Regions from separate parts of the Homo sapiens genome. Here region 2 is linked to region 1. The links are chromatin loops, found by intact Hi-C in ENCODE. Cell type or tissue: PC-3. All regions are shown on one strand. Each heading gives the region's core, and the rest is flanking DNA. Links, peaks and the distances in the headings are about the cores only.

What was found. Hi-C counts contacts between places; a loop is a spot of excess contacts. Peaks named below come from ENCODE experiments on the same cell type or tissue, not always from the same donor. Only the 100,000 strongest peaks of a DNase experiment are listed, where the experiment ranks them.
Region 2: it touches region 1 in a loop (2.6-fold over the local background); 3 of 110 quality-filtered maps call a loop at or near these places.

What each region holds. Positions count from the first base shown.
Region 1 is chr2:42,365,675-42,381,413 of GRCh38, forward strand. It overlaps a transcript of COX7A2L not described here. Among named protein-coding and RNA genes, the nearest start is that of COX7A2L, 12 kb to the left of the region's middle. RefSeq lists an enhancer at 4,257-4,758. In PC-3, for the core only: no CTCF peak of the experiment used is centred there; a DNase peak (open chromatin) is centred at 3,317.
Region 2 is chr2:42,412,322-42,428,060 of GRCh38, forward strand. It overlaps a transcript of KCNG3 not described here. Among named protein-coding and RNA genes, the nearest start is that of COX7A2L, 59 kb to the left of the region's middle. In PC-3, for the core only: no CTCF peak of the experiment used is centred there; a DNase peak (open chromatin) is centred at 8,700; H3K27ac peaks cover 2,218 bases.

The DNA.
Region 1 (15,739 bases), core at 1-8,000:
ACAAATTAGAATTTTAAAAATGCTTTCATGTACTTACACCCCCAAATTACCAGGTAATTTAGAATGTTCTTTAATCACCTCCTGCGTAGATGTGAGGGGCCTCTTAAGTGACAGTGTCCAAGTGTTAGGCCACAGGAAGGGTGACTAAAGGGCCATTCTGCCCATTACAGTTAACACTATAGTGGTTCTTCTTCCTAGCGCTGTTGGAGAAAAGAATGAATGAATGAACAAATGAATAAGAACAAACATATCACCTCCACACATTGCTGGGAGAAATGAGCAACCACTCTGGGTAGTTACTTACATTAGTGCCCAGACAGCCATGGAAATTAGTGATCAAGTGGAAAAGATTAAGAACCATACACCTGGGTCTTAAGGAGGCTAATGTCAATGGATCATTTTCTTTTGAGGTAGTAGAACTTTTTGTCTATAGAAAAGCTACCTGAATCTATTCAGTAACAAAACAAGGGGCGGGCTGGGTGTGGTGGCTCACACCTGTAATCCCAGCACTTTCGGAGGCCAAGACCAGCGGATCACTTGAGTCCAGCAGTACGAGACCAGCCTGGGCAACATGGTGAAACCCCATCTCTAAAATACAAAAATTAGTCGGGCGTGATTGCACACCTGTAGTCCCAGCTACTTGGGAGGCTAAGGTGGGAGGATCACCTGAGCCCAGGAGGTTGAGGCTGCAGTGACCCAAGATCGTGCCATTGCACTGCAGCCTGGGTGACAGAATGAGACCCTGTCTCAAAAAAACAAAAACATAGGGTGCTCTGCTAGCCATTGAAGGTCAGGATGTCCAGATTCCAACCCTGCACTAGATTTATGACCTTTGGCTAGTTCCTTAACATCTCTTAGTCACAAGATAAAATTTTCAGTTTAACAGGGTGATTGCAAAGATTAAATAAGATGGTATGTACTGAAAAAGCTTAAAGAAAATATGTAAATACCTGGAAGTCTATATAGGAAATACATTTTGTAAAAGTAGTAAAACTGGATCTGCAGTCACTGATATTGCCCAAAAATTAATTTAGCATGATGTAAAGCATTAGAGTTTTGAGTCTAGTCTATGTTTGTATAAAGTTAGCTGGTTATAAGAAAAATTATAATCTACAAATCTCTCCATTTCCCCAGCCCCCTTCCCTTTCTCTCTCTCTTGTTCTTCCCTCTTCAGCCTCCCTTCCCCAGAAGTAGTAACTATTAGTTAAGGCTGTGGGACAGTCAGACTAGAGCTGTCAGGTGGATCCTGGTATGAAAACAGCCATCAAAGATAAGGAATCTGTATAAAGCTTGAAGACCAAAGAGAGGAGTTGGGTATCCCACTAAAATACCAGCCAACCTTTTAGCATTGGCATTAAATTTAAAAATCAGATCACTTCCAAGTGCCAAATACATAATTTTACTTGCTTCCCCTTTCTCCTCAGATTCTCAGATGGTGGAGATTTGGCATTTCTTTAAGTTTCTGCTCCATAGAAACTGAAAGTCATGGCCCTAAGATCTGCCTTCTGAAGAGGGTGACAAGTACATAGGCTGTACCTGACTAACCTGGGTCTGGATCCCAGATCTTCCTACTGACAAGCTCAGTTACCTTGAATAAGTTACTTCCCCACTCTGAGTCTCAGAGGTGAAATGATGTTCTAAATCAGAGGATTAGCCACGTATTACCAGGTAGCAAAGGTACCAGCGTGTGTCCACTAGTGCCTAGGCAAGGCCTGCCAAGTGATTCCAAAATGGCTAACTTGGGGAGGAGAGCTGGGGTCTTCTCCCGAGAAATGGACAGGTCTGTAGTCTAGGAAACAAAACCTATAAAGAAAAAAAAAGCTAGGAGGAAGTTATCAATCAGTGAAAAGTATCTAATGGAAGGCAAATCTCCTCCTTAAAAGAAAGGGAACTGGAGAGGGTATGACATTCCCAAAAGCACAACTGAGAAACTTGGAAAGCCCAAGTCAAGGGGCACTGGCCCTGGCCCTGGAACTTCCAGCGACACGCCTGCCGTTAGCATGGCTGTGCCCTCCACTGACCACCGATTGGCACTCTGAGCCAGGGGAGAAATTTGCTGAAAAGCAATTCCAAACAACCCAGGGGTTTCCAGCAAAAGACTTATGCTGAAGCTCAGCTTTCTGACAGCAGGGAGAGCCCAATGCAGACAGGATTGCTGGCGTTTCATTGTATGATCCTCACATCTCTTCCACCCCCAAACTGCAAGGCTACCGTGTCCTCTTCCCTGGCACCACTCCTATACCCTAACAGCCCACAGATGCATATTGGAGAATAACCACATCTATTTTAATTTAAACCATGGCAAAGGTAAAAATCAAATCAAGGTGTTTGTGTTTTCTCCCCCTGGGAAGAAGCAAGCACTCTGTAACACACATAGCCTTGTTTCGGCACAGATGTCAGGAATGCAGAGCCTGTAAATCTGCCCAGGCAGTTCTGTTCTTGAATCATTAAGAACAACCGAGTGGGTGGAACAAGAACATGAAATTGCTGTGTGCACTCATGTTTTGTTTATGGAGCAATCATTTCTAGATGTGTTTTCTTTTTTTTATGAAGAATCTTTTCTATGTTTGCCTTTTAACACCCCACCTTCCTTCCTGTCCCCAGCTCTCCCACACCCACTAAAAAGAAATATTGAGAGCATTACAAAAATCTCTGTGAATTTAAAGAATGGGTTACATTAAATGTCTCTCTAAAGCAATTCCATTTATTTAGTCAAAATAAATGATTTAGTAATATGAATAACACAGGTAACAGTTGAATATCAACAGTGTGTTTGTTTAAAAAGCTCATAACAACTGTTCCCTAATCATAAAAATCACTTTCCTTTTTCCACCATTGTGCAATGAGGACCTTGTTAACCCAGTGAATTGAAAGTTCTTGTGATGCTAATTATCAGCAGTATTTAATTAGTGGCTTATGTATCTGCCACAAGATTCTTCACTTCACTGAGCCTCAGTTTATCTATAAAATGGGAATGATATCTACTTTGTGAGGATTGAGTTTATTCATATGAATGCCTAGGACACAGTAAGCACTCATTAAACTGCAGCAGTTACTGTTATTACTAGTAGTTGCAGCAACTGAGCAGACTGGATGGAGTAGGATTTTGCCAAATCTTATCAATCCTCTTCTCCAGTAGACCCCAACCTTGGCACATAGCAAGCACCCAGTAAATGGTAGCTCTTAGACTTACCAAGTCAATAACAACTCCAGTTAGTGCCCCAGGCTTCTCACATCCCCAGCAGTTTCCGTCCATCTCCCGACCTCCCTGGCTGCTTTCCCCACCGCTCCCAGAAGGGAAGTGTGTGGTAGCTCTGCTGCTGTGTTTACCATTCTGGGCGGGTCTCACTTTATTGTGTTTTCTCCCACTGTTTTTGGCTTCCCTGCATTGTCCTGCCTGGCACACGCCCCAGCCATGTTCTCTGTGGCCTATCACCGTGATGTCCTCCTGTTTTGGGCATCTGCTTGCTGCTACAGGCAGAACATGGTGGCATCAGGTGGCTTTAAAAGAGGGAGAGATTGCATTAAATTTTTTCTCAGGAAAATGAGCTTGGTTTAAAAAAAAAAAAAAAAGTGTTCCATGGAACAGATCTAATAACTTAGCTCCCTAATAATTTTTCCTCTGCTTGCTTTAATTGCAAAGGATTCTTCCACAAACAGTGGAGTATTATTGCTTTTCAGTAGGCTAATGAGACTGCCTGTACACAGTGTTTTTCAGGCTTTACCCCCAACACGAAAAGGCACCAAGGAAACTTCCCCAGCAAGGACAGGGCTGGTCCTAGAGAAGACCTAGGAGACTCAGTGGGTGCCATGGGCCTTCAAATCATGCTTTCCCCAGGAGGGTCTTACAAGTCTCCACAAGAGGCACTTTGCCTTTTGTTCTGAAAGCCTGCCCAGCCAGCACTTAGTGTCCAGGACAAGGTCTTAACCACAGCAATCCAAACCAGGTTACCAGGCCTACTTTCTTCAGGCTCTGGGACTGCCAGGGGCTGTCCATCTCCAGCTAAGCACACTCTAGGAGCTGATCAAATTAGAGAGCTGGGGGAGGGGTGGTATAGACTCTTCTAAGAGAGCTGTAATGCTGTCAATCAACTAGCACTTAATTTCCGGTGGGTTGTAAAAGTGCCATGTATCCTGCAAGCTTCAGGGTGAGTAGCCCGGTAGGATTCTAAGTTAAATGATGCGAGAAGAATAACTCTTGGTGAGGATTTTGCACCTCAGAATTAAAAACAAAGCAAAAAAGACCAAACCTATATTGATTGCAAATATTGTGGGAAGGAATTTCTTTCCAATCTATTTCCATTAAATTCCCTTGATGACATCACATGTCACCTGAGTTGACAGCCACTGGAGGCCTGCAACTGTTCAGCACCCATCATGGGCACAAATGGAACTTTGCTACCATGCCCTTATGGGGCTGGGCCTCTGCAGGCTGCTCAGTTTTGACACTGTCGTGCCCGTAAGGGGATGGTCCCCAGGGAAAATGGATAGAGTCAGCTGAAAAGGTAATGGGGTGGATGGAACTGGGGCAGTTAGGAGGGGACAGCAGCAGTGGCCCTGGAACAGTGAGGCAGTTGGTGGAAGGAGGCCGGAGGCTGGTCTGCTGCCATCAGACATTTATACCATCTCCTGGCCTTGCAGAACTCTGATTCAGAAAATCATGGGGTGGCCGGGTACGGTGGCTCACGCCTGTAATCCCAGCACTTTGGGAGGCTGAGGCGGGTGGATCATGAGGTCAGGAGATAGAAACCATCCTGGCTAACACGGTGAAACCCCGTCTCTACTAAAAGTACAAAAAATTAGCTGGGTGTGGTGGCGGGCACCTGTAGTCCCAGCTACTCAGCAGGCTGAGGCAGGAGAATCATTTGAACCCAGGAGGCAGAGGTTGAAGTGAGCCGAGATCGCGCCACTGCGCTCCAGTCTGGGCAACAGAGCGAGACGCCATCTCAAAAAAAAAGAAAAAGAAAAAAAAGAAAATCATGGGGAACTTTTCATTTCTAAGAAAGGCCATGAAATAAAGAAACAACATCATGTAACCCTGTAGAAGGAGCATTGGTGTTAAATTCCTTACAGGATGCAAAAATGCTGTTCAATAAGTTTTACCAAAAATGCACAGTTAAATTCAACAATAAAAGTAGATGAGCAGTGCTGTCCAATAGAATGTTCTCTGATGATGGTCATGTTCTGTGCCTGTGCTGGCCGGTATGGTGGCCACCATCCACATGTGGCTACTGAGCCTTTGGAATGTGTCTAGTGCAACTGAAGAACTGAATTTTTAATTTAATTTTAACATAGCCACATACAGCTAGTGGCTATATTGGATAACACAGGTGTAAGGAGATTAAGGTGTGAAGGAGAAAGCCAGTGTAAGAGCAGCCTTCCTATTTGTCCAAGTCCCGAAAGAAGGAGATCCAGGCTGGGTGCAGTGACTCACGCCTGTAATCCCAGCACTTTGGGAGGCTGAGGCAGGAGGATTTCTTGAGCCCAGGAGTTTAAGACCAGCCTGGGCAACATAGCGAGACCGCGTCTCTGCAAAAACCTTAAAAAATTAGTCAAGTGTGGTGGCACGTACCTGTAGTCTCAGCTACTTGGGAGGCTGAAGTGAGAGGATTACTTGAGCCTGGGAGGCAGAAGTTGCAGTGAGCCAAGATTACACCACTGCACTCCAGCCTGGGGAACACAAGACCCTGTCTCAAAAAAAAAAAAAAATAAAATAAGGCCAAAAACAAAAAAAAAGAAGAAGAAGGAACTCCACCTTATTTGCTAATGAGTTCAGACTACAGGAGTAAAATAATTTCAATTTGTTTTGAAAAGTGCTTTATTTCCTGTCTAAATGTTGAACCATAATAGCTTCTCTTTTTTATAATTTCAGTGGGGAAAATACCATTATATGCTTCTGGAGATTAGAAGTACCATCCTCAGCATGTGCCCACCATTAATAGCTTCATCTTTTAGCCACATAGGGTTTTTGCCTCTGTAGGCTTCTAACATATTACGGTTTTTATAGCCAGAGGCATAGGCAAGTTCTTCTATTGCTAATGACAGGTCCGTTTCTCACCCTAATTTAGGCAACCACTCTATCCAACAGTTCACTGCATTTCAACATTTCTGATTTGTGACGTGGCGACTTATTCCTCTGAGAAATGTTTCGCATGCTGCTGCTTGTTCAGCAACCAGTTCATATTCGCAGATCTGAGCGCCATCCCTGGGCCTGGGTGAATCCCCTGAAGATAAAGTGGCCTCTGTCCTGAGACGGTGGGCACCAGGGAAGGAGCAGTACACAAGTCTTTCTGGCTGCCCACTCACAGCCCAATCTCCCAGCAAGCCCCGCGGAGCAGGCCCTGAAGCCCTGGTCTCACCCCTTGCAAGGGGCAAAGGTCAAGCCAAGGGGTCACAGGTAAGGGGAAGCAAAGTGTTTTTAAGCAGGGCACAGGTGGGCAGCAGCAGACCAAGCTCTGGGAAGAAGGGGAGGAAGAGGGAGATGAGACTTTTCAGGTTAAGAACAAACAAGGGAAAGATTCAGTAAGCAGGCAGCTGGGAGCCACATGTCTGGGCCAAACAACAAGCTTTTAAAAATCCATAAAGGGCAAGCACTGCATAACAGCGCTCTCTGATGTCAGAGTTCTGCCCTGGCCTTGTGAAAAGCACCAAGGACTCACCCTGCAGCAGCCAGTCCCTAAATAGTGGGGTGGGGGCTGGTATATCCCAGGCAGCTGGAGGGTGCACAGAGCAGATGCACCAGACCAGGCTCTGCAGGCCTGGACAGGCAGCTCAGCCAGGCCTGCTTCATTGATATAGGCTCCTAATGAGCAGGATAAACACCATTTGGGGCCATTTGCTGTGAAATGGGCTGGGGTGTATGAGAAATTAGCCTTGTATGGGCATAAAACACACATATCAGCAGAAAATAATGTGCTGGAAAAGTTTAAATTGAAGACATGCCATTCTGAGTGTGCAGAGGCGTTAATGCTTATGTAATTAATCATTTCATATGTGAAGATTGGGATTTTTTTTCCCTTTTAATTAATTAGCCAGTAGACTCATTATAGTACATTTTTCATGTCAAAAAGGCAGTGGGTTCTAAGAAAAGGGAGGGGGGCTGTAGGGGAGAAGTGACAGTGTGTTATAGTGTGATGTGGAAAGTGCAGGGAACCACCATCCCTGCTCGGAAGAATCCCTGTGGAGGGTGCAGAAATCCAGAACTCAGCAAAATGCTTTTGACTTATTCAAGTCCCATGAATGCAAGACTGCTGGTGCTCACATTTCCCAGAACCTGCATTTAGCTCCTTTCCAAGAGCTGCTGCCTACTCAGCTAATCTGTCTGTCTTTTACTAGAAAGAGGATGCAGCAAGAGGGCTAAAGGTTAGACTCTGAAGCCAACCAGCCAGATTCCATCCCTGACTGCACCTTATCAGCTCGAGACTTTGAACAAGGAACTTAACCTTTTTAGGCCTCAGTTGCCTTCTGTGTACAATGCAGATGACAGTACCTACCTCAGGGTTATTGAGAAAATAAAATAATATATTAATAAATTGCTTACCTGACACATATTGAAGACTCAAAAATGATAGACTTTATTACTAGAAGAGCTGCACTTCTTTGTGGAACAGAACACCACCCTTGACTTTTTTTTTTTCTGGGTTTTTTGGTTTTTTTTTTTTTGAGGCAGTCTTGCTCTGTTGCCCAGGCTGGAGTGCTGTGGCATGATCTCTGCTCACCACAACCTCCACCTCCCAGGTTCAAGTGATTCTCATGCCTCAGCCTCCTGAGTAGCTAGGATTACAGGCGTGTGCCACCACGCCCAGCTAATTTTTGTATTTTTTGGATTACAGGTGTGAGCCACCACGCTTGGCTTATCTACCCTTGACTTCTCCAAAAAGACAAAGCTTTGTGTGTGTGTGTGTGTGTGTGTGTGTGTGTGTGTGTATGAAAATACATATAACCATTTTAGCCATTTTTAAGTACACAGGTCAGTGGCCTTAAGAATATTATCGTACAACCATCACCACTATCCATTTCCAGAACTTTTTTATCTTCCCCAACTGAAACTCTGTACTCATAAACACCAATTCTTTATTTCCCCCTCCTCCCAGCCCCTGGCAACCACCATTTTACTTTCTGTATCTATGAATTTAATACTTAGGATTTGTTGTTGTTGTTGAGACGGAGTCTCACTCTGTTGCCCAGGCTGGAGTGCAGTGGTGCAATCTCGGCTCACTGCAACCTCCACCTCCCTGGTTCAAGCAATTCCCCTGCCTGCCTCAGCCTCCCGAGCAGCAAGGACTACAGGCATCCACCACCAGGCCGGGCTAATTTTTGTATTTTCTGTAGAGACAGGGATTCACCATGTTGCCCAGGCTGGTACTGAACTCCTGGGTTCAGGTGATCCTCCCACCTTGGCCTCTCAAAGTGTTGGGACTATAGGCACGAGCCACTGCACCTGGCATGCTTACCTTTTAAATGTTTGTCTCCTCCTCTGGAGGGTTAGCTCATGAAAGGAGGGACTGTGTCTCTCTTGCCTGGTACAGAGCAGGAGCTCAGTAAATATTTGTGAAGCAAATGGATGAATTGCATCTCTGCATTTCCACTTGAAGGGCTTAGTTCTTCCTCCACATGTTTTCTCTCAGACATAGGTCCAGACTCCACCTCTGACTTCTCTCTCTTCTCTACCTTTATCCTGTCTGTTTCCTACTTTTTTCACAGAAGTGTCTCTCCTAACCTTCTTCTTTTCCCTGGCTGGCCCTTAGCCCTGGGCTACTCCACCTGTGCCCAAGACTGTAGTCCCTTCCCCTCCAATTTACCCCCAAACCTTTTTCATCAAGTCCTCTTTCCCCACATTTTCCCCCATTAAGAATCTGCTCCCCACTGGGCGTGGTTTGTCATGCCTATAATCCCAACACTTTGGGAGGCCAACGTGGGAGGATCCCTTGAACCCCAGAGTTTGAGTCCAGCCTGGGCAGCACAGTGAGACCCTGTCTCTACAAAAATTTTTTTTTAATTAGCCAGGCATGATGACACATGCCGGTGGTCCCAGCTACTCAGGAGGCTGAGGTGGAAAGATTGCTTGAGCCCTGGAGGTCGAGGCTGCAGTGAGCTATGATTGAGCCACTGCACTCCAGCCTGGGAGACAGAGTGAGACCCTATGTCAAGAAAAACAAAAAATAAATAAAAGAATCTGCTGCCCGATGCCTATCAAGTCTGAATTTTTTTTTTGGTCTAATTTTCTAAGTCCTAAAAAAATGTAGATTTACAGGGTTTTTTAAATATTAACTCTTGACACTCAAATTTATTGAGGGTCCGGAGGAATCTATACTCACTTTATATAGTTCTGGTATTCATTCTGGAATTTAAAACCTTAAAAATGTGTAAATCTGGCCGGGTGCGGTGGCTCACCAAAGTGTAATCCCAGCACTTTGGGAGGCCGAGGTGGGCGGATCACGAGGTCAAGAGATTGAAACCATCCTGGCCAACATGGTGAAACCCCGTCTCTACTAAAAATACAACAACAATTAGCTGGGCGTGGTGGCACATGCCTGTAGTCCCAGCTACTCAGGAGGCTGAGACAGGAAAATCGCTTGAACCCAGGAGGCAGCGGTTGCAGTGAGCCGAGATCGCCCCACTGCACTCCAGCCTGGCAACAGAGCAAAACTCCATCTCAAAAAAAAAAAAAAAAGTATAAACCTTTTCACCCAGAAATTCCATGACTTTGTGCAAAGAAGTAATCATAATTATATCCAAAGATGTATCTTCAAGGATATGCATTGTGGTAAAAATTTAAAAAGGTACAAATAAACTATCTGATCAAAAATAGGCAATTGATAAATAAATTATGATACATTTGCAAAATGAGTACTTTGAACCCATTACAAAGTTATGCTGTAGTAGAATTCTTGCTATTGGAAAACTTTATTAACACACTGATACATTTTTATCTAAAGAGGAGTATTAGTTAAGATACAGTTTCAAATGCTAAATCAAAAGTCAAAATGATAGTAGTTTAAACAAGATAGAAGTTAATGGACTGTAGGGCTGATGAGGGTCCACAGGGTCAGGGACCCAGGCTCCTCCCCTCCTGTCCCTCTGTCATCTGCCTCATGATCTCCAATGGCTGCTACAGCTCCTGTCATCACAGCCGTCAGGGGAGGAGAGAAGTGGGCATAGGGGGCAAGCCCCCATCCTTTAAGGGCATGAGCCAGAATTCCTACACATCCCTTCTGCTCACATCCATTAGCCAGAAATTAATCACACAGCCATGCCTCGCTGCAAGGGAGATGAGAAAATGGATGCTATGCCCAGTGAGAGTAAAGATCTTTGATTACAAAAGGACTCAGGTTGAGTGGCCTGGAGAATAACAAGCAGCCTCTCCCACAGCAGACAGCAAACGGCGCATGTACAGTATGACATATGCCAAAAATTTTCAGCAGTGATCATCTCTAAATGGTGATTTTTCTGTTTGGTTTTTGCTTTTCTGTACAAATACTCTAATGAACATGTACTACCTTTGAAGTCAAGGCAAAAAACGTTACCATATTTCCTCTCTAATTATTCCAGTCTCCCTGAACTTCTGCTTCATTTCCTGCCACGCCAGGGTCTTTGCAGTGCTGGCACAGCCCTGGCTCATTTGGCCTCAGAGTCTTTTAATCATGCTGTCCCTAGGGCCCCGAGTGCTGCCTGACCCCCTCCCCCAGCATCCCCATTCAGTTCTCCTCCTTCAAGATCAGTTCAAGATCCATCCACCTGCACTCCTGCTTCTCCAGGAGAAGTTCCCCAACTGTCACAGGCTCTGGGCAGTCTTGTCTCAAAAGTAACCACATCAGCCAGGTGCAGTGGCTCACGCCTGTAATCCCAGCTTTGGGAGGCCGAGGCGAGCAGATGACCTGAGGTCGGGAGTTTGAGACCAGCCTGACCAACATGCAGAAACTCTGTCTCTACTAAAAATACAAAATTAGCCAGGCATGGTGGCGTATGCCTGTAATCCCAGCTACTCAGGAGGCTGAGGCAGGAGAATCACTTGAACCCAGGAAGCAGAGCTTGTGGTGAGCCGAGATCGCGCCATTGCACTCCAGCCTGGGCAACAAGGGCAAAATTCCGTCTCAAAAAAAAAAAAAAAAATTAACCACATCACATCCACATACGCAGTTTCGTACCTTTGTTAAGCCCTCTGCAGTCCACTTCCACCCCCTACCACGGTGCCTTATGTAAGCCCCAAGACTGGAAGTGCCTGGAAGGCAGGTGGCTACATTACACTGCTGTGATCTTCCCACTGGCTCCCCAGCTGACCCTGAACAGAGAGGCGGGGCCACAGACTGTTATTTCTGGCTTGCCTTTGTCAAAGACGATGCAATGGAACAGTAGAAGGGTTTCAGTTCAACTACTTATGGGTTACATCTCTTGGTCTGTGTTCCTTGAACCTATTAACCTATAAAGTTAAACATAGTTACAAATGTTACCGAGGTTGCTTTTAAAAAATATCTTTTTTTTTTACAACAGCAACACAGTATAGGAATATTGAAAAATACAGAAAAATACAAAAATAAAAGCAAAACACCTATCCTTCCACCCCCTTATCCTCCCTTCTCATGTAAAGTAAAACATGTAAAGTAAAATAGGAATAGGAGAGATCCTCCCACTATCCCAGAGCTAAACTCTGTGAGTAAATGATTTGGCACAAACATGGAGAGATTTGTTTCTATAGTTATACTAAATGTAATATCTTTCCATATTCATATCTGTAGCATCCATATAGTATCTATGTCTATATAGATATGGACATATTAAGTACTATTTTTTCCAAAATAAAATGTTGTTATGCTGTTCTACAATTTTCCATTTTCTCAATGATATTTGTATGTCATCAAGGTCTTGCTCTCTTTACACACACACACACACACTCTAATGCACATGTGCATGAGCACACTCGCCTTATCAATATATCCCATTTGTATGTGACATAATTTATTTTAAACAGGTTCCTACTTATCAACAATTGTTTTCCACTCCATCACTATAACCAGTGTTATAATAAATACCTTTGGGCCAGGCATGGTGGCTCATGCCTGTAATCGCAGTGCTTTGGGAGGCTAAGGCAGGGGGATCGCTTGAGACCAGGAGTTTGAGATCAGCCTGGGCAACATAGTGAGACTTCATCTCTACAGATTTGTTTTAAGTTAGCTGGGCATGGTGAGCACCTGTAATCCTAGCTACTGAGGAGGCTGAGACAGGAGAACTGCTTGAGCTCAGGAGTTCAAGGATGCAGTGAGCTATGATAGCACCACTGAACTCCAGCCTGGACAACCAACTGAGACACTATCTCTAAAAAAATGTGTGTGTGTGTGTGTGTGTGTATACATATGCCTTTGCACATATGCCTTTACATTCTCATACTAGAAGTGAGATTGCTGGGTTGGTAAAGATATGCATTTAAATTTTGAATTTTATTAGATACTGTCAAGTTATCCTCCAAAAAGGCTACAGCCATTTTCCCAGCCCCCCTTAGGCTATGTGGGCAGGCTGTAGGCTGCAGTGAGGAGTCCCAGTCCCCAGTACCATCCCCGTGTCTATGCCATCAGCTTAGCCTAAGCCTTATTTCCCAGTCAGTAATGAGGAGGCCAGAACCTACAGCAAAAGTTGCTGTGAGTAGGACATAGAAGGATCCACATCTCAAAGATGTTACCACAGTGCCCAGGATGTAGTACTCACCTCACAAAGTCAGCTGCCATTATTATCTTTTAAATTTTAGCTAATCTGATAAGCAAAAAAGTCATATTTTATTGTTGTTTTAATTTGCATTTCTGGAATCACTAAAATGATTATGGCAACTTCTCCTGAGAGTGTTGCTGGCTTCCCCACGATGTATTATGTATTTGGCCAATACGCCAATCTCATTACAGTGCTCTGCAGAGCCTCATCATACAGGCCTGTGCCCCAGACTGACCCAGAATAGACCCCTATTAGCCACAGCTGCACCCCCAGGGGGCCTGCCTCACTGTCCAGATCCCCTCTCCTTCACCTTCAAGGCCACACTGTGACTGGACTTTAAAGGGCAGGGATGCGGCCAGGCGCAGTGGCTCACGCCTGTAATCCCAGCACTCTGGGAGGCCAAGGCGGGCGGATCACGAAGTCAAGAGATCGAGACCATCCTGACCAACATGGTGAAACCCCATCTCCACTAAAAATACGAAAATTAGCTGGGTGTGGTGGTGTGCACCTGTAGTCCCAGCTACTCAGGAGGCTGAGGCAGGAGAATCACTTGAACCCGGGAGGCAGAGGTTGCAGTGAGCTGAGATCGCACCACTGCACTCCAACCTGATGACTGAGTGAAACTCCATCTCAAAAAAAAGAGAAAAAAGGGGCAGGGATACCTCAGGTAGTAGAGATCAGAGAGGCTTAGTTTTCCAAGACACTGGGAACCTGAGGGAGGGTCTCAGGAGGCCTAGAGACTCACGCCTACCCTTGATGGGACCACTGCTCAAGTCACCTATGGTAGAGTTGCCAGGCTTAGCAAACAGTAATACAGGATACTCTGTTAAATTTGAAGTTCAGAGTCAGGCATAGTGACACACCCTGTAGTCCCAGCTACTTGGGAGGCTGAGGTGGGGGGATTGCTTGAACTGGGGCAACATAGTGAGACCTCCTCCCCACTCATCTCTAAAAAAATAAGAAATTGAAATCAGTTAAACAAGGATAGCAATATTAGATGGGATATACTTATACTAAAGAAATTATTTTAAAACTATTCATTATCTGAATTCAAATTTAAGTGGGTGTGCTGTATTTTATCTGGTAGCCCTAGTTACCAGCTACTTTAGGTTTTTTATTAATCTGCTGTATTAGTTCTCTATTGCTGCTGTAACAGATTACCCAAATATAGCGACTTGAAACAGTACAGACTTACTCTCTTACAGTTCTGGAGGCCAGAAGTCCCAAATCAGTCGCACTGAACTAAAGTCAACATGAAGCCATGGCTAGTTCTTTCTGGAGGCTCCAAGGGAGAATCTGTTTCCTTGTCTTTTCCAGATTTTAGAGGATGCCTTTATTCCTTGGCTTATGGCTCCTTCTTCGATCTTCAAAACTAGCAGTGTTGCATCTTCAGATCTCTCTCTATCCCTCTCTGACTCTGACATTTCTGCCTCCCTCTCATGAGGGCCCCTGTGATTACACTGAGCCCACCCAGATAATCCAGGAGACTGTCCCCATCTCATGATCCTTAATTGCACCTGCAAAGTCCCTTTTTATTTTTATTTTATTTTATTTTATTTTATTTTTTTGAGATGTAGTCTCGCTTTGTCACCCAGGCTGGAGTGCAGTGGCACGATCTCGGCTCACTGCAACCTCCACCTCCTGGGTTCAAGCCATTCTCCTGCCTCAGCCTTCCGAGTAGCTGGGATTACAAGTGCGCACCACCACGCCTGGCTAATTTTTGTATTTTAGTAGAGATGGGATTTCACCATGTTGGCCAGGCTGGTCTCAAACTTCTGACTTCAAGTTACCCGCCCACCTCTGCTTCCCAAAGTGCTGGAATTACAGGCGTGAGCCACCACGCCCAGTCCGAAGTCCCTTTTACCATGTAAAGTCTATTCACAGGTTCTGAAGATTAGGACACAGACATTTTTAGGGGACCATTATTCAGCCTACTACACCTGCCTGGTAACCTTCACACATTATATTGCTTCTACTGCAAAAAACATTCTGAGTTCTAAACTCCAAAACCAACTTTCTTCCTCTATCTGCATAATAGCACTTGGCATATTCTATTGTGACTATTTTACATCCCTCTGTCTCTGTCTCCTGACTCATTTATCCCAGGCTGCCCTGTGCTTGGCACACAGTAGGCACCTGAGCCAATGATGATTGAATTAATATTAAATTGCAGATTAGGGTGTACCTCTAACCATGTATTTATATTATGGAAGTGAACAAGAGAGAGTGTATTGGGTGGGAATGTGGACTTGGGAAGAGAGATGGGGTCAGGACCAGAGAGCTGAGCAGCAAATGGAACACCGTGATCAGAGAGGCTCAGGTAGGAGAGAAAAGAATGAGGCAGAAGGAGATGAGCACCCCAAACTGTGACCCCTCCCTGGGTCCTAGGTGCAGACACGGTACATTTAGGAGGTGGTTATGAAAGTAGCACACCCCGAGGCAAGGATCTGGGTGTAGGCATTTTGAGAGAGTATCCCAGGTAGCTCAGTGAGGGAGCAGACCTGTTTACAGGTGACTGGAGTGGGGAGCCAGGGGGATATAGTGGGACACCAACATTATCTGCTCAACATGGTTATTACTAGGAGGTGAAATGCAATGATGTATACCTTAACTTTATTTTGTAACATTTTTAAATTTTGCAATTAAGAATACTTCCATTTTGTAAAAATATATATATATAGGTAATTGTAGGAAATATTCATGCCTCACCATTCAAAGTCCAATGCTGTGGCTAGGCTTCTCAAGAAAGATTGCTTTTCAACCTCCAAGACAGCTGCCACCTTTGACTCTCCTAATCTGATACATGTACAGAAAACACCCGTTGGCATTTCTGATTTGGGTTCACTAAAATTATCCTCTTTCCCCACCCCTTTCCTTGTCATGGTCTTTTTTTCTTTTCTTTTCTTTTTGAGACAGAGTCTCGCTCTGTCGGCCAGGTTGGAGTGTAGTGGCATGATCTCAGCTCCCTGCAACCTCTGTCTCCCGGGCTCAAGCAACTCTCCTGCCTCAGCCTCCTAAGTTGCTGAGTTTACAGGCGTGT
Region 2 (15,739 bases), core at 4,307-12,306, 51 kb after region 1:
TTATTTTGGAAGCAGCTAATTCCCCATCTTCTTTTGTACTTGAAATTCTTGGAGTGACTTTGGTTTCCTAAACTGATTCAAGGTTCTTTAGTGTGACTATTATAGTACTAGGTTCACCTTCTGTCATTATACCTTATGTTTGTATGTGTAAAAACAGACATCGATTTTTTAGATAGTGTGTTAAAATCTCCCATTATGATTGTAAATTTGTCAAATTCTATTAGGTTTGTTTTATATATTTTAACGCTTTTATTGGATGTAAAGAAATGCATGATTCTTATTTCTTGGTAGACTGTTTCTTTCTGTGAGATAAAATAACCTTTGTGCATATTTCTGCTTAAATGTTATTTGGCCTGATAACATTATTTTATCATTTATATTATACTATATTGTTACACCAACTTTCCTTATACTAGTAATTGAGAATTTTGTTTGTTGAGAAAGAAATACATTCACATGGTTCAAAATTTAAAAGGGCATTCAGTGATGTTTTCTTCCCACACCTCACCCCCAGCTACTCAGTTTTCTTCCCTGCTGGCGTCTGAAATACCTTTTTCCATTCCTTTATTTTTAATTACTACGTCACATTTTTTAGAAATGTTTCTTTCTTTTTTATTTATTTTTATTTATTTTAGAGATGAAGTCTCACTCTGTCACCCATGCTAGAGTGCAGGCAGGCTAGAATGCACCCAGGCTGGAGTGCAGTGGTGCAATCATAGTTCACTGCAGCTTTTATCCCCAGGGCTCAACTCCTGCATAGTTTACAGTGGCCTTTAACTCCTGGGCTCCCACCTTAACCTCCCAAATAGCTAAGACTACAGGTGTGTGCCACCATGCCTGGGTAATTTATTTCTATTTTAATTTTTAGAGACAGGGTCTCACTACATTGCCCAGGCTGGTCTCAAACTCCTGGGCTCAAGCAATCCTCCCTCCTCAGCATCCTGAGTAGCTGAGATTATAGCCAAGGAGTGTCCCTCATAAATAGTATTTTTAAAATCCAGTCAGAGTCTCTGCTTTTAATAGAGGAATTTAATAGCAATATACTAATAGTGATCACAGACATACCTGGATATAGATTGGCCATCTTGTTTTTTTCTATTTACTGTTCTTTTTTATCACATTTTTCTTTCTCTCTTGCATTCTACCAGACTGATAAAATTTTCTTTATTCCATTTTTCTTCTTCTAATGATTAAGAAGTTATATATTCTATTTCTAGTCTTCTAGTCATATCACTTACATTTTAAACCTTTTATTTTGTATTTTTATTAGTCCGTTCTCACACTGCTATAAAGAACTACCCAAGACTGGGTGATTTATAAAGGAAAGAGGCTTAATTGACTCACAGTTCCACAGGAGGGAGGCCTCAGGAAACTTACAATTATGCAGAAGGGGAAGCAAACATGTCCTTCTTCACATGGCAGCAGCAAGGAGAAGTGCCCTGCAAAAGTGGGGAAAGCCCCTTATAAAACCATCAGATCTCGTGAGAACTCACTATTGCGAAAACAGCATGAGGGTAACCATCCCCATGATTAAATTACCTCCCACTGGGTCCCTCTCATGACACATGGGGATTATGGGAACTATAATTCAAGATGAATGTTGGCGGGGGACACAGCCAAACCATATCAGTATTTTTCCAGCAAAGTCTAAAGCTAACCAGTATTTCTGAACAAAACAATGATCTTAACATTCTTTAGCTTTCTTCTGAAATACCTACTTGTTTTTGGCCTAGAATGTAATTATCAGCTTGCCTTTAAATACACACACAAAAACTGTTGTTGTTGTTATTATAATTATTATTTTATTTAAAGTTTGTCAACATGTTTTACCAATTTCTCTTTTTCACCTTTTCTTGTGGCATCATGCTCTTTCCTTTTGGATTCATTTTTCTTCTAGCCAAAGCAGTTTTTAGTTGTCCTTTCAGTGAAGGTCTGTTGGTAGTAAGTTCTTTTGGTCCTTGTGTGTGTTAAAATATCTCTATTATGCACACTCTACTGACAGTTTAGCTGGGTATGAAATTCAAAGTTCAAATTATTTTCCCTCAGTATTCTGAAGTTGTTATTTCATTGTTTTTTTGGCAATGATTTGTGCTAAAAATAAGCATACTGTTATTCTGATTGTCATTCCTTTGTAGATAATCTGTCTTTACCTCCTGGTAGCTTTTAAGAGGATTCTCTTTATTTCCAATATTTTGTCATTTCACTGCAATCTTCTAAATGTACTTTCTTTTCTTTTTTTTTTTTTATATTTGTGCAGTCTGTCTCAGCATTTAGTGGTTTCAACCTGACAATTTGTGCCCTTTTTAAATGCTGAAAAATTCTTAGCTATTCTATCTTCAAATATTGCTGTCTTCACTCTATTATTTCCTTCTAGGAAACCCTCATTTGTGTAGGCTAAAATATCTCAGTCTATCCTCCATGACATCAACTGATTACCTTTTTGTTCCATACTCTAAGAGTTGTCTTCAGTTCCATCTTCCAATTTACAAATTCTCTCTTCAAATATGTCCAGCCTAGAAGTTTTAAATTTCAATGACTATCTTTTTCACATCTACCTGTTCTTGTTTCACTGCCTCCTGATCTTACTTCACTGATACCAGTTCATCTGTTATATCTTTAAGCATTTTAAGCATACTTTTTATTTTAATGTCTTTTAGATGGGCCTACTGTTTATATTTCTTGATATAAATTCTCCTGTTTGTTGGATTTGTAGATTTTCCTTGATAGGGCTGAACCTCCTCAAACACTTTGTAATTTATGTTTGAGAGCTTATCTTGGGAGTTTTTTCCTTGTGCCCTTTCTTATTAAGTGATTTCTGTGGTGCTGTGTTCCATCCTAAGCAGGTACAGGGATCTGAGCTGGGCCCCACATTAGGGCTCAGAGGTGTTGCCCCATTCAGATAGCATGATTCCAGATCATGCACTACCTTATAGTGAGGTCTCATATGTACAGATGTTTCCCTTCCTCCATGGCCAAGACAAGCATCTTATTTCTGGTTATAACCCTATAGTAACTGTATTATTGCTCCCAAATAATCACTGCCCCTTCCTATAGGAGGACTGTATTTTCCCATCCCAATAAGGTCAGGCTAGGTTATATGACTAGCTTTAAGAGTCTCATGCTTCCATGATTTTTTCCTCTGACCCAGAATGGCAACATACCAGATAAGGGCATATCCTTCATCCTGGATTCTAAAATGAAGAGGATGTGGCACAGAGTTGTGGCCAACCTGTAAAAGACATGTAACATGAACAAGAAATAGACTTTTGTAGTTGTAAGGCATTAAGACTTGGAAGTTGTTAGCTACTACTGCATAACTTAGTCCAAAGTCTGACATAAACTTTAAGCCATCTATATAAAAATACGGTTTAGGCACTCCAGCCTGGGTGACAGAGTAGACTCTGTCTCAAAACAAAACAAAACAAAACAAAACAAAAAACCCTACTTGGCCATAAAAAATTTGCAGCAACATGGATAAACCTGAAAGACATTATGTTAAGTGAAATAAGCCAGGCATGGAAAGGCAAATATTGCATGATCTTACTCATATGTGGAATCTATAACACTATCCTCATAGAAGTAGAGAGTAGAGGCCGGGCGCAGTGGCTCATGGCTGTAATCTGAGTACTTTGGGAGGCCGATGTGGGTGGATCGTTTGAGGTCAGGAGTTCGAGGCTAGGCTGGCCAACATGGTGAAACTCCATCTCCACTAAAAGTACAAAAATTAGCTGGGTGTGGTGGCGTGCATCTGTAATCCCAGCTGATTGGGATCAGCTGGGATTGGGAGGCTGAGGCACGAGAGTCACTAGAACCTGGGAGGTGAAGGTTGCAGTGAGCTGAGATCATGCCACTGCCCTCCAGCCTGGAGACAAAGGAAGGCAGGAGGAATAGTGAGAGGTTAATAAATGAGTACAAAGCTACAGATAGGAGAAATATGTTCTGGTGTTCTACTGCATAGCAAGATGACTAGAGTTAACAATAATATATTGTATATTTCAAAATAACTAGAAACTAGGTACAGTGGTGCATGCCTGTAGTTCCAGCTACTTGGGAGGCTGGGCAGGAAGATTGCTTGTGCCCAGAAGTTCAAGGTCAGCCTGAGCAACACAACAAGATGCGGTCTAAAACAAACAAAACACAACCTAAAGATCATGAAAAACACAATGGCAAAGACAAAATAACCAGATTTTGAATGTGCACATCACAGAGAAATAATAGACATTTAGGCTGGGCACGGTGGCTCACGCCTGTAATCCCAGCACTTTGGGAGGCCGAGGCAGGTGGATCGCTTGAGGCCAGGAGTTCAAAACCAGCCTGGTCACCATCTCTACTAAAAATACAAAAAAATTAGCTGGGTGCATTGGCTCATGCCTGTAATCCCAGCTACTCAGGAGGCCAAAGTGGGAGAATTGCTTGAACCCAGTAGGCAGACGTTGCAGCGAGCCGAGATTGCGCCACTGCACTCCAGCCTGGGTGACAGAGTGAGTCCCCTGTCTCAAAAAAAAAAAAAAGAAAAAAGAAATGATAGATGTTTAAGGTGACAGATATGTTAACTGCTCTGATTTGATCACTATACAATGCATACATGAATCAAAACATCATGTCATACCCCACAAATATATTAATTATATAAAAACATAAATTCGTCCTGGCACGGTGGCTCATGCCTGTAATCCCAGCACTTTGGGAGGCTGAGGTGGGTGGATCACTTGTGGTCAAGAGTTGGAGACCAGCCTGGCCAACATGGTGAAACCCTACTAAAAATACAAAAATTAACCAGGTGTGATGGTGGGTGCCTGTAATCCCAGCTGCCTGGGAGGCTGAGGCAAGAGAATCGCTTGAACCTGGGCAGTGGAGGTTGCAGTGAGCTGAGGTTGCACCACTGCTCTCCGGCCTGGGCAACAGAGCAAGACTCCATCTCAAAAAATAAAAAAATAATTTTTTTTGCATTTAAAAAATATTTGCATTTTTATCATAGTATTTATCATTTGTAGGTGTGTGGTGGGAGGAAGATTTGGAGACAGGGTCTCATTCTGTCACCTGGGTTGGAGTGCAGCTGCACAATTATGGCTTACTGGGGCCTTGACCTCCCAGGCTCAAGTGATCCTCCTGCCTCAGCCTCCCAAGTTGCTGGCACCACAGGCACGCACTAACACACTTGGCTAATTTTTGTATTTTTTCTAGAGACAGGGGTTTCACTATGTTGCCCAGGCTGGTCTTGAAATCCTGGGCTCAAGTGATCTGCCGATCTCAGCCTCCTAAAGTGCTGGGACTACAGGCGTGAGCCACCATTTGTGTTTACAGAATAGTATAGAAAATTACGTGCTCATTGTTTTTCTTATTTTGTGTAGTAAACTATACTGACACAAAGTCAGGCGTGGTGGCTCACACCTGTAATCCTAGCACTTTGGGAGGCCAAGGCAGGCAGATCATGAGGTCAGGAGTTTGAGACCAGCCTGGCCAGCATGGTGAAACCCTGTCTCTGCTAAAAAATTCAAAAATTAACCGGGCTTGGTGGCGTGCGCCTGTAGTCCCAGCTACTTGGGAGGCTGAGGCAGGAGAATTGCTTGAATCCAGGAGGTGCGGGTTGCAGTGAGCTGAGATCGCGCCACTGCACTCCAGCCTGGGTGACAGAGTGAGACTCCATCTCAAAAAATAAAAATAAAAAATAAAAATAAATAAATAAATAAATAAAATATATATATACTGACACAAAATCACCATTTTAACTGTTTTTAAGTGAACAATTAAGTGGCATTAAGTATATTCACAATGTTGTTTAACCATCACCACTATCTATTTCCATAACTCTTTAATTATTCCAAACAGAAACTCTATAGCCATCATACAATAATAACTCCTCATAAGTGGAATCATACAATGTTTGTCCTTTTACATGTCTTATTTCACATATTACTATGTTTTCAAGGTTCACCCATGTTGTAGCATGTAGAATTTCATTCCATTTTAAGGTTAATATTCCATTGCATATATAGACCACATTTTGTTTATCCATTCATCTGTTTATGGACAGCTGGGTTGTTTTCCACATTTCAGCTACTGTCACTGTGCTTTCTTGATCTAGAAGTACCCAAAAACATACTATTAGAGAAAAAATACCGCAAATAAACCACAACCAGTGGATGCCTGTTGAGTTCAATCTGGAATGAGGAAAACTTTTACTCTTCATTTTGTATATTTCTTTATTATTTAAATTTGTTGCAACAATTTCTATGTAATTTTTAAAACTAGTAAAGAGTTTTTAAAATAAATGCTTCTTTTTGATCAGAAGAGAGATGCTCAAGAGAGATAATGAATCATTGCAAATGTGTGGGTTTAGGGTTTTTTGTGGTTAAAAACATGTATCATAAATTTTACCATCTTAACTATTTTGAAGTATGCACACAAATGTGATTTTTAAAATTATTAGGAAAAACCTAGGGAGGCTCCACTGGTAGCCAGCCAGCCATAGAATCACCATAAATGAAGAGTAGTTATTAAAAATTAAAATCACACCACAGGAAGCTGTATATGACCAAATGAGAATCTTGCACATAATATTCACTTTTTTCTTCCTTTAATTACCTTAGTCTTCTGTATCAGATTTTATGGCTCATAGTGATTAATGATTATTAGTAATAACAGTCCTTTTTGAACAAAGCTGAAGCTTATCCCAGCACTGCATTCTCTGAGTCTAAATATGATTAAGAATGTACTCAAATTCAGCCTCATTTCAGTAGTAAAATGCTACCCTTGTGTAACTGCTCTTGGTTTTTAACTGAAAAATGCTACTGTGCGTTTTAGCTGTTCAGACCGTGTAATGTTCCTGACAGGCCTGTGGAAATTCGCATGTGCTGCTATTTCCCAGGTGGTCACAATAAAGCTCAGATGGTATCTCTTTTTTTTTTTTTTTTTTTTTTTTTTTTTTTTTTGAGATAGAGTCTCACTCTGTGGCACCCAGGCTGGAGTGCAGTGGTGCAATCTTGGCTCACTGCAACCTCTGCCTCCTGGGTTCAAGCGATTCTCCTGCCTCAGCCTCCCAAGTAGCTGGGATTACAGGCACCTGCCACCATGCCCGGCCAATTTTTTGTATTTTTAGTTAAAGAGATGGGGTTTCGCCATGTTGGTCAGGCTGGTCTCGAACTCCTGACCCCAGGTGATCTCCCCGCCTCGGCCTCCCAAAGTGCTGGGATTACAGGCGTATCCCACCTGTAATCCACCACGCCCAGCCCTCAGATGGTATTTCTTAATATCCTTGCAAAAGGCTGGACTTAAGGAAGTGGAAACTGAATCAAAGGTTTGCTAAACCAGAACTGGAAAGCCCAACCTTAGCACTCAGCTACTCAATACAGCTTGAACTTTCAGCCTTCTGATTAAAAGTAAGATCATCTACTTATTTCATGTTCTGGCTCTGTAGACATAACTTCAACAGAATAAAATAACTATCCAAAACTAACAAACAGCAGCAATGAGGAGACAACAGGTCATGTGCATCAGGGTTAAATCGCAGAACTGATTTCAAGGCCAGCACTACTAGCAAGAGAGCAGAGACTGCCGGTCAGTCTGTAACCAGAGATTTCCACACTACTATCTGCATAATCTACATAAAATGAGGACCCAGCTGGGCACGGTGGCTCATGCCTGTAATCCCAGCACTTTGGGAGGCTGAGGCGGGCAGATCACCTGAGGTCAGGAGCTCGAGGCCAGCCTGGCCAACATGGTGAAAACCCTATCTCTACTAAAAATACAAAAATTAGCCGGGCATGGTGGCGGGCCCCTATAATCCCAACTACTCAGGAGGCTGAGGCAGGAGAATCGCTTGAACCCGGGAAGCAGAGGTTGCAATGAGCTGAGATCACACCATTGAACTCCAGTCTGGGTGACGAGTGAAAAGAGCGAAACTCCGTCTCAAAAAATAAAAAATAAAAATAAAATAAAAGAGGACTCAGTGTTAGAACATCTATGTTTGAATTGCAGCTGTGCTACAAAGAGCTAGTGTGCTTTTGGACAAGTTACTTAACTACCCTGAGACAGTTTCTTCATCTGTAAGAGGGGGTTAATAATAACTACCTTACAGAATTAATGCAAAGACTATGCAGTATCACATGAGTGGAAGTGCACTAGAAAGGCTAGTCATCATTGCCCTTCCTCAACCTCCTTGGCACTTGATTCAGATTCCAACAGGGGGCCGGGTGAGATGGCTCATGTCTGTAATCCCAGCACTTTGGGAGGCCGAGGCAGGTGGATCACCTGAAGTCAGGAGTTTCAGACCAGCCTGACCAACACGATGAAACCCCATCTCTACTAAAAATACATAATTAGCCGGACGTGGTGGCACATGCCTGTAATCCCAGCTACTCGGGAGGCTGAGGCAGGGAGAATCACTTGAACTCAGGAGGCGGAGGTTGCAGTGAGCCGAGATCATGCCATTGCACTCCAGACTGGGTAACAAGAGCAAAACTCTGTCTCAAAAGAAAAAAAAAGAAAAAAGAAACCAACAGGGCCAGCACTCTCAGTGACAAATCATTCTGACCTCTCCAACAACCTATCAGTTTAGACATATTGACCATTTAAAAAAATTGAATTGACCAATTTCTTCAATCTAAGTTCCAGGTTGTATCCTTAGCCCAGACCACCCATTGCTCAACTGTATGTTGTTAGAAACAAAAAGGGCAGCTTTATGAGTAAGAATGACTCACCATAAAACGCTACCACACAAAAATGACTCAATGAGAGTAGAACACAAATCATGAAACAATAGTATAAACTGATCTCATTTTTGAGATGTTTTATCTTGATATACAGACATATTCACAGGGAAAAAGCACAAAAGGAAATATGCCAAAATGTTAAAAATGATTACTTGAATTTATGTGTTCATTCGACATTTACTGAGCAACAATTATGTGCTGGCCTCTGTGCTAAGTGTTGGGGATACAGTAATTAATCACACATATAAGGCTGCTGTTCTGGTAAAGCATTTATAATTCAGAAGTGACAATAATAAAGAAAGATCAACAGGATGAGAGAAGATGAACCTAATCTATTATAGGGTTCAGTCAACAAGTCCCCAAGAAAGGAACGTTTAAACTAAGACCTAAAGGATAATCAGGAGTGAGTCAAACAGCAGAGCAGGATCGTGGAAATAGCATGACAGATTACTTTTATTTTCTTCTTTTTTATTATCTATAATTTATTTATTTTTTCTTAATGAACAAGAGTTCTTATTGTTCTGTTGGTAATATCTTCCTACTCTAAGGCCTAATATGTTTTTCTGATCATATCAAAATTTTCAGTCAATTTCTCAGTGTTTATTTGGGGCCAGCTGTGGGCCCCATACCCTCCTAGTCACTAGGAGTTGCAAATGGAGAACAGAGCAAAATACCTCAGAATCTTAGAATTGGGGAAAAAACCCAGAGAAAACATCAACAAATTATCTTAGTCAAGAAACAGACCCAGAGAGATGAAGCATTTTATCCAGGACCACAGCAGAAGAGCAGTCAGCCCCACACAGTGGACAAATGCTTTAACAAGTTTGTTTTCTGTTTCCTCTTTAAACTACCAATCCAATATGCGTTTTTTTAATCTGGTTGGTTAGTAACTAAAAGTGATTGTAACATATAGTCATTGGTAACCAAGATGTTATTACAAGAGACACAGTGAGAAGCCATTGTTAATCTGTTGCATTAAGAAAATAATGTAATGAAGTAAAAGCCAGAGTTTATGAGGGTGTGGTAAAACCAGAAAACAATTTAATGAGGTAAAAGCCAATGTTTATGAGGGTGTGGTAAAACCGACAGTATCAAACATTACCAATTGCTACGGTTTGAATTTGTCCCCCAAAGTTTATGTGTTGGAAAGTTAATCCTCAGTGTAACAGTGTTGAGAGGTGGGACCTTTAAGGGGTGATTAGGACATGAGGGATCTGCCCTCATGCATGGATTAATGCTGTTATCTTGAGAGTAGTTTTCTAATAAAAGGATGAGCTTGGCTTCTCTTCCCTCTCTCTCTCTTGCCCATGCCTTCTGCCATGTTATGATACAGCTAGAAGGCCCTCACCAGAGGGCCTTCAATCTTGGACTTCCCAGCTTCCAGAGTGGTGAGGCAAATAAGCTTCTATTGTTCACAGATTACCCTGTCCGTGGTATTCTGTTATAGCAAGAAAGAATGAACTAAGACACTGACAATACTCCTAATCAGTACATCCCAACTTAAAATCAGTGTGGTAATGTATTTCAAAAGCCATAAAAATGATAGGACTCTTTGGTCCATTTCTTTAGACTCTGTTATCTAAAGAAATAGATAACTTCTGGTATACCTAAAGGCAGACAATTAGAAGTAATGGCTATGAGGACTCCATAGTAGGAGGGAAGAGCTCAGGGTTTAATATGGATGATGTTTATATTTCCACCATATTTATAGCCATAGTTATGAAGAAGCCTGTAACCTGCATCTGCACCCTAAGCCACCAGAATGGCTTTCTGCAAAGCCCCCATAAGCGCCTAGTTGCTGAAACCAGTGAACATCTGACTGTGAGGAGCCATTTAACACCCCACCTCCTTGTTGGGCCCTTCAACCCCCTTTCCTCCTCTTATCCAGTTTGGTGGTCTCCAGGGACCAAGCCTAGGTTACTTCCTCCACTCCCTCAACACTCTTACAGAGGGACTTTTCACATCTTTTTCCAAACTAGCTTCCACTTCCATCTTACAAGCCAAGGATTCCAAAATCCTGACCATTTGGACCACTCTAGACAGAACCTCTCCCCAGTGCACAGAGCCAACAGTCGGCTTGATATTTCCATTTGGATACTTCCCAGGCTCCTCCAATCATTAAATCTACAATGGAACTCTTTCCCACCAAAAGCTGCTCTCTTTCTATCTCTCTCTCATTATTGCTACGGAAACCACTCCCATTGCTTCCTCTTACTTGAATGATGACCACAGTAATTCCCTAATGGGTCCCACTGTCCCCAGTCTCTCTCCACCCTTGACACAGTTGACAGAGTAATCCTCCTTAAGCACAAACCCTGTTTTTCCTGACTTAGGTCCTTCAGTGGCTCTCTGCCTGCAGGGTGAAGCCCACCTTCTTGGCTGGCACATGAGATTTTTCCTAATCTGACCTCTGCCCACCCAACAGCACTCCTCACACACTCTCTTCTCTCTGCACTTACCCAACCAAGTGCAACTGCCAAAACATGCCACTTTCTCTTGCTTTGGTACATGCTGAACCCTATAAGTGTCACAGATCGTCAAGGGTCTGTCTCCCTGAACTGAATTTAAGAATCACTCTTCTAGGAAGCCTTCCTTGACTCCTGAACTGTCTTCTGCGATCTCACAGCATCTATTTCATAATCTTTACCCTACCTGTAAACGTCTTCAATGTTTTATTACTGGTCACTTTCCCCCAAGAGCTCTTTATGAATGGGGAGTGTACCTTCCACATATGTGGCTAGAGCCTCGCACAGTCGGAAATGAGGTGAAAGGAAAAAAAAAAAAAAAGCAGATGATGACAGTAACTTATTACAATGACAGGGAAGTATGTGCTTATTTTTTCCTCCCCATTTTCCACATTGTCTAGTATGTGGATTATACTATTTTGATACATTTTAAAAATCAATTCATTTTGAAGATATGTCCAATCTCTCCAAGCTAGCTCCTGTAAAATAACTTACTGCCCAAGTAAAGTCAACTTCAAGATCCTCTTTCCCCAGAGCCTTTAGGCTCAAGACCCCCACCTCCAGCTTTGCAAATCCAGGATTCTACTTTCCACAAATCCTTCAGGATTCTACTTTCTGCAAAGTAAAACGGCTTATTTCAACATTTTCAGCAGACAGAAGGACCACCCACACACCAAAAAATTCCTTGGCCTTGAAAAGGTTACATTGCTCTTGTAGCTGAGTGCCAAAACTCATTTTTGTCCAAACATTCGTCAGAACCTCACTGTATTCACAGCCTGAACACAAAAAAATGAGGTGCTCTGACAACCTTGCCACAGATTTACAGGGGACAGAGATGATGGGACTTCTGACTGGTATATCCATCACCTTGTCAGCTTAAGACATCAATGAAAGATGGGGGTTCGGGATAGACTATGAAAATTCCCCCTCCGTCCCTTTAAAAAAAAAAAAAAAACCCAAAACATTAATTATCTTCTCAGGTATCCAAAAGTTCAACCATGCACACTGGCTCTTAATTCTTTTAAATTTGTGAAAATAATCCAAACACATAATGTTCAGTCTGACATTTGCTATTATTTTTCCCCAAGAGAAAACAAAAACCTGATTAGTTCCAAAAATAAAATATAAAGAAGAACTCAAATGAGAAGCAAACCCTGTGGCTTAGAAACCATTGCTCTGATTAATAGCACATAAGTGTTACCTGACGAATGGGTTCCTGTCTTAAATGCAATTATCACAAATTTCTTGTGATTCCCCACTGTTTTTATGGTTTATGCCCAGCTCTCAAAGCAACAACTTTAATAGCAATAAATCAAAGGAAACCTCTTCTCGGGACATGGGCCGACTGCTTCACATCTCAGTCAGCAGAGACGCCAGAGGGAAATGCAGGACCCCGGCTCCACAGCTATCCAGGAAGGTATCTACTTCTCCGCCCTCAGAAGTCCTTGCATCCACCCCTGAAAGGGTGATTTTCACAGTTAAGTCCATCGACAGGGCCTGCTGCGACAATCAGGACAAGGGCCTCTGTCCTCAGGAAACCCCCTCCTGGCGCTGCGGGCCTGCTTCCTGGGGATGCAACCGCCATGCTGTTGGCGGGGCCACACAAGGTGCTTCCGGCAGGGTGGAAGCACCACCGGGTCAAGGGGTCTGGGGGCAGCTGCTCCACCGGTGGGCCACTGTCAACGCAAGAATATCAAATCAGCCAGCCCGGCCAGCATGGCAAAAACCCGACTCTACTAAAAAAAAAAAAAAAATTAGCGGGGCGTGGTGGCGCGCCTGTAGTCCAAGCTATTGGAGAGGCTGAGGCACGAGAATCGCTTGAACCCGGGAGACAGAGGCTGCAGTGAACTAAGGTCCCGCCACTGCACTCCAGCCTGGGCGACAGAGCAAGACTCCGTCTCAAAAAAAAAAAAAAAAAAAATCAAATCAGGAATTATTTCCTCCAGGAAGTGGGGATGCGGGGTGTAGAGTGTGGGCAGAAGAGAAATAGAGGGATGATGGGGAGTGGGAGGAGGATCATGTGGTCTTTTTACTAGGAGAACTGAAAGCGGCTGGCAGGCATCTTTGAAACAGAGAACATACTATAAACAAACAGCAGCATTTAGAAGGTATAATTTCCAAGATTTTTGATTCAACTCAACATGTACTACGTGCCTATAGGTACCCATCATCATGACCTGGAAACTTGCCTCGTGTTGATTAATGATATTCTTACCACGGAGAAGAAGAGTAATTAAAAGGGAGAAAAACAGAATATGAAAGCGGGTCAAAGATCAAATGACTGATTCAAGGCTACCTGACCAACAGAGACATTGTCACAGCCAGGAGACACCTTTGTGCTTCATTCACCAGTAGTTTATTGCAAAGTGAAGTTTTGGTTCAGAACAAAAGGGAAGTAAGTCCACTAAGAATGAACTACTGTACACAAATTGCTGAAGTTGACGCAATAGATAGTAGCATGTATTTAGTATCAGCTGTAGGTGGTTCTCAAAGTCAAAATTCATTAACTATTCAAATGTTCAAGCTGTAGAGACTTTTTTCAGATGTGCATACAACATACTTATAACAAAGTTAATTTTTATAAAATATTATTTCCTTAAGAACTGAAGATGCTAAAAAGCTCCAACCATAAATTAATCAAATATTTGATGCCCATTTAAAGATACTATTAAAGATCTGACAAATACTAAATAACACACCTGAATGAGGAAAGTTATGACCCAAATGACTGCATACTTTAATAATCCCATATTAAAATAGAAAATGTCACACAAATTGAGCTGATTTGAAATATTTTTATTAGAAAATAAAAGCTATGTCCATTTAAACCATCATTCCTAAAACGCCTACCAAACAACATAATTATTACCTTAAATCCCAAATGATAATACAATCTTTTCTATCCACATTATCTTCCCCATTGGTTGATACAGTACATCTGATCCTTCCATGACATATACAATGGCCATTAAGGATGACAGTTAACAGTAGTTATGTATATACAGTGAAAATAGTACAACTGACCACACACACAATTGAATACTCTCATTGAGGATAGGGTCAATAAAAATAATGGTTAAAACCAATACATAATTTTATCTGTTCAATCACTTGCTGTCTTTAGCAGTAAAAGTCAAACAACACACACATATTATTTTTTTCCATAAAGTCTTCACATGTTGAAAATACTTTTTAATCCAGGTGCAGATAATTAACAATGAAAAGACATTTCATCTTCTTTCTTACATCCAGGGACTTTATCAGACTTAAATTCACTAGGTGCATGGAAAGAACAGTAACTGAAAAGGCAATTTGACCATAAACTGTTTGCAAGACAGAAGTGTTCTATTTTAAGGCAAGTATCTTTATCACACACATACATAGCAATTTATCCACTGATGAATTTTATCAAATGACAGTATCAACCAAGAAAGTGAGGTATAACTTTACTCAATGTAAGTACAAATGTCAGAAAATGTAAAGACATTCTCAATGTACTTAATATATTTTACCCATAACTAGAGAACTCTTCTCAAAGTTCTTATATGCTCAGAAATACCCGAGATTCTCAATTCTAGAAAAAATAACTAGAAATTAAATACTCTAATATCTTTGCATAAGGCTCTCCATATATAAGGCTACCTTTGATATAAGGCTACTTCGATGTATTTTCTGAAAATAGCAAAAATGTGCACCAAAATTCAAGGTATTCTGAAACTAAAGAAAGAGGTCTTGGTCTTGCGAGGGATAGTGAGGTGGTTAGTTTATTGATCAAACTTAAGCTAAAAATCAAATTTAAAATGCACAAAATAAAAATGTTTCCTGACAGGGAGTGGTGGCTCATGCCTGTAATCCCAGCACTTTGGGAGGCTGAGGCAGGTGGATTTGCTTGAGCCCAGGAGTTTGAGACCACCCTGGGCAACATGGCAAAACCCCATCTCTATTAAAAAATGCAAAAATTAGCTGGGTGTCATGGCATGTGCCTGTAGTCCCAGCTACTTGGGAGGCTGAGGTGGGAGCATCACTTGAGCCCAGGAGGTTGAGGCTGCAGTGAGCCATTATCTCGCCACTGGACTCAAGCCTGGCATCAGAGTGAGACCCTGTCTCAAAAAAAAAAAAAAATTATTTCAACATAAAACTGAACTATCATTGTATAAAAATGGTTGAATGCATAAGATATTTTTTAGTGCAAAACAGACATACATTTATCTTTACATAAATAATTTAAATAGAATATAATCCATAACTTGGTATTCATAATATATTTTAAAAATCTACATTCTGTTACCTTTACAAAAGTAAATCTGTTCTTTACTTTCAAGTTAAAAACGGCCTAAAAGTTTATCTTTGGAGATTTCAAGTCAATGGCTTTCTAAAATGAAGGATAATACAAATCTAAGTCATAGGTCATTTGGTACATTAACATGTAAGCCATCAGTTTGGGGCCCTAAAAGCAAAAAATAATTAACTACTACAAAAAGTGGAAAATAATGTACTCCAGATTTATGCTCTAGTCCAAAGACTTATAGTGTCTATGTATTTTTAATTATTAAATAGTCTGAT